Regions from separate parts of the Mus musculus genome. Here region 1 is linked to region 2. The links are chromatin contacts, found by Hi-C or POLR2A ChIA-PET in ENCODE. All regions are on one chromosome and are shown on one strand. The core of a region is the stretch at or near the end of the contact, and the rest is flanking DNA. Distances in the headings are between cores, read along the strand shown. Region 1 holds the start of Hspa4l (heat shock protein 4 like). Region 2 holds the start of Mfsd8 (major facilitator superfamily domain containing 8).

What was found. A loop is a pair of places that touch in the nucleus more often than their neighbours do. ChIA-PET counts read pairs that join two places held with the same protein, here RNA polymerase II (POLR2A).
Region 1: a map of left cerebral cortex shows a loop between it and region 2 (20-fold over the local background). The contact joins the promoter of Hspa4l here to the promoter of Mfsd8 in region 2. A Hi-C loop is called at or near these places in 1 of 37 maps with a recorded cell type or tissue (left cerebral cortex). POLR2A ChIA-PET finds 5 or more read pairs at or near these places in 1 of 5 experiments (Patski).

The regions. Positions count from the first base shown.
Region 1 is chr3:40,744,255-40,747,060 of GRCm38, reverse strand. It overlaps Hspa4l (heat shock protein 4 like), which reads right to left and starts at 1,448. Exons shown (of 19, transcript NM_011020.3): 1 at 1,277-1,448. The coding sequence starts at 1,383.
Region 2 is chr3:40,845,489-40,848,188 of GRCm38, reverse strand. It overlaps Mfsd8 (major facilitator superfamily domain containing 8), which reads left to right and starts at 1,335. Exons shown (of 12, transcript NM_028140.5): 1 at 1,335-1,548. The coding sequence starts at 1,484. It also overlaps the pseudogene Gm2011.

The DNA.
Region 1 (2,806 bases), core at 199-2,698, 100 kb after region 2:
ATAGAATTTTAATTTTTAATTTTGCCTCTTCATGTACCTATATTTCTAAGTTTAATAATTTTTCATAATATATACTTAATAAATTAATAAATCATGAGTAAATTATTGGTCCTGGAATTATGGTGGTTATGTGGCTAATGTTCACATTTGTTTATCTAGAATTTCAATAGAGATGTGATGGGTCAATCTAGAAAAAGAGGAGGCCTAAAACATTGCAGACTACATTTGGAAAGAAATCAAAGCATTCTGTATTCACTAAAGCTACTCTGAAACATACTGTCACATTCTTAAACTACTAGAACTATTTTAACCTCATCATTTAAAGATGGTTTTACACTGATCTTGGCTGAATTAGTTTAATTTAAAAATATAGTATGGATCATTCATCTTTCCAAAAAAAAAAAAAAACACATGAACAAAATTTTCCTCATCAAATTATAGGTGAACAAGAGTGTACAAAGAGTTTTTTCTTGTGCAAGTATTAGTTGTGTTCTTTGCCAACAAACTTTCCAGAAAGGAGAAAGAAGTGAACGTGTGGACACACGTTTCCATGACATAATGCTACATAGTCTTTCATCAAGAGTTCATAATGGAAACACTCCACAATCCTGTTTACACAGGATCGTTGCCTCTGACTCACCAACAATTCACTCTGTAGACACGCACTTTGGGTAGTAGCTTCTAACAACGGCAATTTCCACTAACTGAAAGATACTGCCAATGTACAGCTAAGATTCCCATTGTCCGAGTCTCATAGTGAATGCACCGTTAACCTAATCCCTCCGGAAACTGGTCAGATCATCTCAAATTCTCAAGGACACCACCTCATCTCTCCTTTCTATAAACACACAGACAGATAAATAAATAAATAAAGCCAATGACTTCTAGTGTTAGGAAAACTGCCCTTCGTTTTCTTAGGTGTGCAATAACCAGGGGTCACTTTTCTGAGAAAGCTGTCGCTCAGGAGATGGGGGAGGGAGGGCAGAATGCAGAGCTCTAGCCGACTTCCTAGTACAGGATAATCCCAGGTCACCCCTCTCTGGTTGCCTCAGACCTTTCTTCCCTGTCCAGGACGCCATGCCGAGGTGGCCCCCCCATGGCCTCCTGCAGCCCAACGCAGGGGCCCCAGGGTCAGGGATGTCTGCGGCAAGCAGAGATGAGGCGAGCCGAGCAGCCAGAGGGAAGCCCCTGCCCTCCTCGTCTGGCTGTAGACGCTGCACCTGTCACAGGGGGCGTCCCGGGCCCCACCCCAGGAAAGGGGGCGTGCGGCACTTACGGCGTGCACCTGTCGCTGTACTCGTTGGCGATGGTCTCGATGCCGCCGCTCCTCGCTACAGCGATGTAGCAGTTGAGGAAGCCGAGGTCAATGCCCACCACCGACATCCCGCTTAAGGCTCGGGCTGCGGAGACCGCGTCCCGCTGCGGGTCCCCACTGCGGGCGCTGCGACTCCTGCGAGAAGCAAAGGAGAGGACCCACTCTCTATCGGAAAATCTAGGGCAGGGCGTCGGAACTGCGGAGGTGGAGCCGCCCGCCTGAGCCGCGCCGCCTCCGCCCGGCCCGCCGCCTAGTCTCCACTGCGGTTCGCCGCCCCCAACCGGCAGTTACTGCGGTCTGCGCCTGCGCGCTCGGCCCCGGGAGGCGCGAGCCACCGGTCGGCTGAGGCTGGGCGGCCTCGCCCTCGGCCGCTCCCGTCAGCGCTCGGCAACGGCTCGCTGCGGAGTGGCAGGTTCGAGAAAGAGCTGGAAAGAGGGAGGGGAGGCCGCGGAGCCGCGGGGCAGGGCGGGGCGGGACGGGGCGGGGCAGCGGTCGGGCGACGCCTGGGGGGGGGGGGCGAAGCCGTCTCCCGGCAACGCCGGGGCAGCGGTGTCTCGCGGACGCTCTTCTAAGCGCCGCCCTCCTAGCAGCGCCTCCCTCCTCCGCGTTGCTCTCCGCAGCACCGCTCGCTCTGGCCGCCCGCATCCTCCCAGGGTCCCCGAGAGCCACAGCCTGGGATCTCACCGCCGGCCTCGCAGCCCCGAGGGGCCGCCCGCGTGCGGCTCGTGCTGAGGCTCCTCCTGCAGCCCCTCTGTGAGGTGGTGCCCATTGTGCGGTGCCAGGGTCGCCCGCTTCTCAGAGCTACCCTGCTGCGCCCGGTCCCAACCTGTCACCTTCCTCCATGAAAAAGTGGTTTTCTAGGCCCTGGCCTGCTTGCCCAGGGAGCTTCAGAGAAGAAGCCTGCCTTGTGAGGAGGCGTGCTGCCTGTGTGCACTTGAACAAGTTTTAGCTCATGCTTACGAAGTCTGGCGGTCCTGGTCCTTTCCATGCACATCCCAGTGTGAATTTGGCTCTTTTTTATCCAGCCCCTGTGTCCCACGTTCCTTAGGGTCCAGTTCTTCATGTATCTGTGGGCTCTTCTTATCTAGTTCTTCATGTACATTCTGACCCTTCTCGTCCAGTTCCTGTGTCTGGTGACCCTTCTCATCCAATTCCTTGTGTAATCCCTCTTCCAGCTCGTCCAAGTTTTTGTGTGCTTCCTGTTTCACCTTGGAATTTGACACGGAATTTTTATCCGCATATTCAGTACTCTCATAGTCCGTATTTGTGCTCCTTCTTAAGTTACTCAATCGCTTCACTATTAACACTGCTGTTAGGGCGGCAGCAGCAAGTGTGGCAATAGCCCCCGCTGTTGCTATAATGAATACAAAATACATTTTAGGAACTATACCAAGTCAACTGGGACGCCACTATTGTTCCAACTCTAGTGTCTCTAAAGAATCTTTTTTGACTTCAGAGTCTGCAGGGGGCATGCTCTGACCCACTCAGCAC
Region 2 (2,700 bases), core at 86-2,585:
TGATGGAATGCTAGTTAAATTTTTCTTCCTCTATTACATATGAGTCACAAATTGTGCAACTGTCCAGGGATTAGAAATGACAACCATAACACAGGAAGAATATTGAGGTTAAAAAAAAGGACTTTATTTTCTACCCATCTGTAGTCTTGGAACCAATAACGAGAATCTCCTTGTTTCTGTTACTATAGATAAATGTGCAGGACTGAATACAATGAAGTATCTAATAATCAGGATTGGATTCAAAGATAATTAACAGAAGACATTTCAAGTTTAACAGTTCTCTAGTAGGGTATGCCTGATTGGCTGCACATGAGATGATCACAAATGAAAGATCAAAGGAGAGGAGATGGGAATACCACACAACAGAGAGCTCCTGAGGCAGGACAAACGCTAAGCGTTCAAGGAGTTCAAGAATTGAGACTGGGCCCCAACTCTGAGAGATTCCGGGTAACTTATCTCGACCTCCGGTCTTGATCAGATAGATAAGTATCTGCTTTACCCGTGTCCTAGGAGAGATGTGATCCAATGAAATCACATGACAATCTTATCTATAGTTAAGAAAACATTACTTTAGGAGACACACGATGACTTCTAGCAGCAATTAGCTGACAAGTCCAATGGCAGGGACAGAGACTAGGAAGTCAACAGTATCTGAGTCTGTTGAGTGTTTATGTTCCTGGTGCTGAAAGCAGCGGGTTGGAGCTAAGCAGGCTTTGCCTAGGGGCTGGTTTTTTGCAAAGTTGAGGTTCTGGGGCCCGGAACCAGCGAGGTTGTAGCCTCCTCAGACCCGACCTTCAGTCCCCTCAAGTGAGGAGCCGGCGGGGGCATCAGTGTCTGGCTGCCATCAGCCGCGACTTCCAAGTCTCTCAGGAGCGGAGTCAGGGGTATAACAGCGGCTGCCTACCATCAGCCTCATCCTCAGTCCCTTTCAGGTGAGGCGCTGATGGCCAGCAGGGTTGGGTCACAGGGGTCCCCAACGCCCTCTGTCGGACAGGACACTGCTGCCTTCATGCCGCCTTGCACGTAAGCAGATGACAGAGGCTGTTACTTACAGGCCGCTCGCCGAGGCACACCTGAAGGGGAACTCGCCAAGCCTCTGGCCACCACCGCTCTCCACGCTTAAGGCACCGGACTTTCGCCTCAGCTCGGACAGCAGAGAGCTGAATCTGCTCAGGTACAAAACAGCAGGCGAGCTGCCAGCCAGCCTGACAGGGAGGACGTCCTCGGGGCGGGGCGTGGCGTCCGCGGGACACGCCCCCAGAGGCCGGCTCTGGCCTTGCTCCACCTCTTCCGGCCTTCTCTCTGTTTGCCACCACCGCCTCCTGCAGGGCCCACACACTTCACATTTCCCTTCGGCTGCCGGTCCGCTTCCGGCCTCACGGCGCGCAAGCGCACTCGTAGGAGTGTTTTGACAGCTCCGGGCCTGGAGAAGGAGCAGGTGTCGCGAGAGTGGGCAGCGCGCCGCCTAGCGAGAGCTGGAATTATGGCGAACCTGGGAAGTGAGGCCGAGCGGGAGCCCCTCTTGGGCCCGGGATCACCCGGAAGCAGGTGAGCAGGCGGGTGGGACTAGCTGGGAACAGTGAGTCCACTGTCCGGACCCGAAACCCGGCTGCACATGCGCATGCCCAGCAACGCCTTCGGAGCCGCTTAGGACAGGCTCCGGGATAATGGCGTGTACTTGGGAATAGAGGAGAATCTTGGTGCTTGGAGAACTTGTGTACCTAGAAAGCTGGGCAGGGGGATGCTTCACAAAGGTCACAGCAGTTTCACATTGTAGCCCTTGTGCTGTGTGTCTTAAGCATCTGCCTGAATCCTGTTATGGTAATTCCTTCTTGCTTGAGAGCTTCTTTTTCTTCACTATTTTTCCTTTGTTTTGTATGAAGAAACCTAAGCTGCCTCCTTTACAGCAGACACTGCATTCTGTTGACCCTGTGTAGCTGTCCACTGTCACAAAAGCCCCAAATGGTGGTTTTAACCGACACTCAAGAGCTAAACTTGAGTTAGACTTTTCCTAACCTGCCTAATAACGTCTTCATATTTTGCAAATAAACCCACTTAAAATGACTCACATTTGCTCAGTATCACATGTCCAAAATAAAGACACCTTTAAGCGTTTCATTAGTATTTTCATCCTTGTAATTCTCATTTTGATCCTAATTTATGAGCACTAATTTAGAAAAGTTGGGCTTGTCTTACTGTAGCAATATGTATTCTTACTTTTACGAAGCAATAAGTATTATTTCATCGAGTCTTTTATTTGAAGCGCAGTGTGTGTTTTATTAGGTTCATTTTTTGAGGGGGAACGGGTGGCACATGCATCATGCTTTGTACAGAGGCCAGAGGATGGATTACAATTTTATGTTTCTTGATTTTTATCTTGAGGTGATTAAAATAAGTAGCAGTGTTGACATTTGTTTTAAAAGAGCTGCATCCCCCAGGCCTGTTGAGACCTTCGAAGCTGTTGGCTTCTGCCCTGCTTTTTGCTGTGCCGCAATCCTTTTGGAGTTCTTACAGCTCTATAGTTGCCCTGCGTATTCCACGCCTAGAAGAGGCCATCCCTCTTCTCCCTTTTGAAATCTGTCAGCAACCCTCATTTATGTTACCTGCAACTCCTGCCAACAACTTTTTTTCTTCCAGGCTTGTTATTTGCCGGGACCCTGAAGTTATTTTTACTTACTGTAATTTTGTGCTTCTGATGTA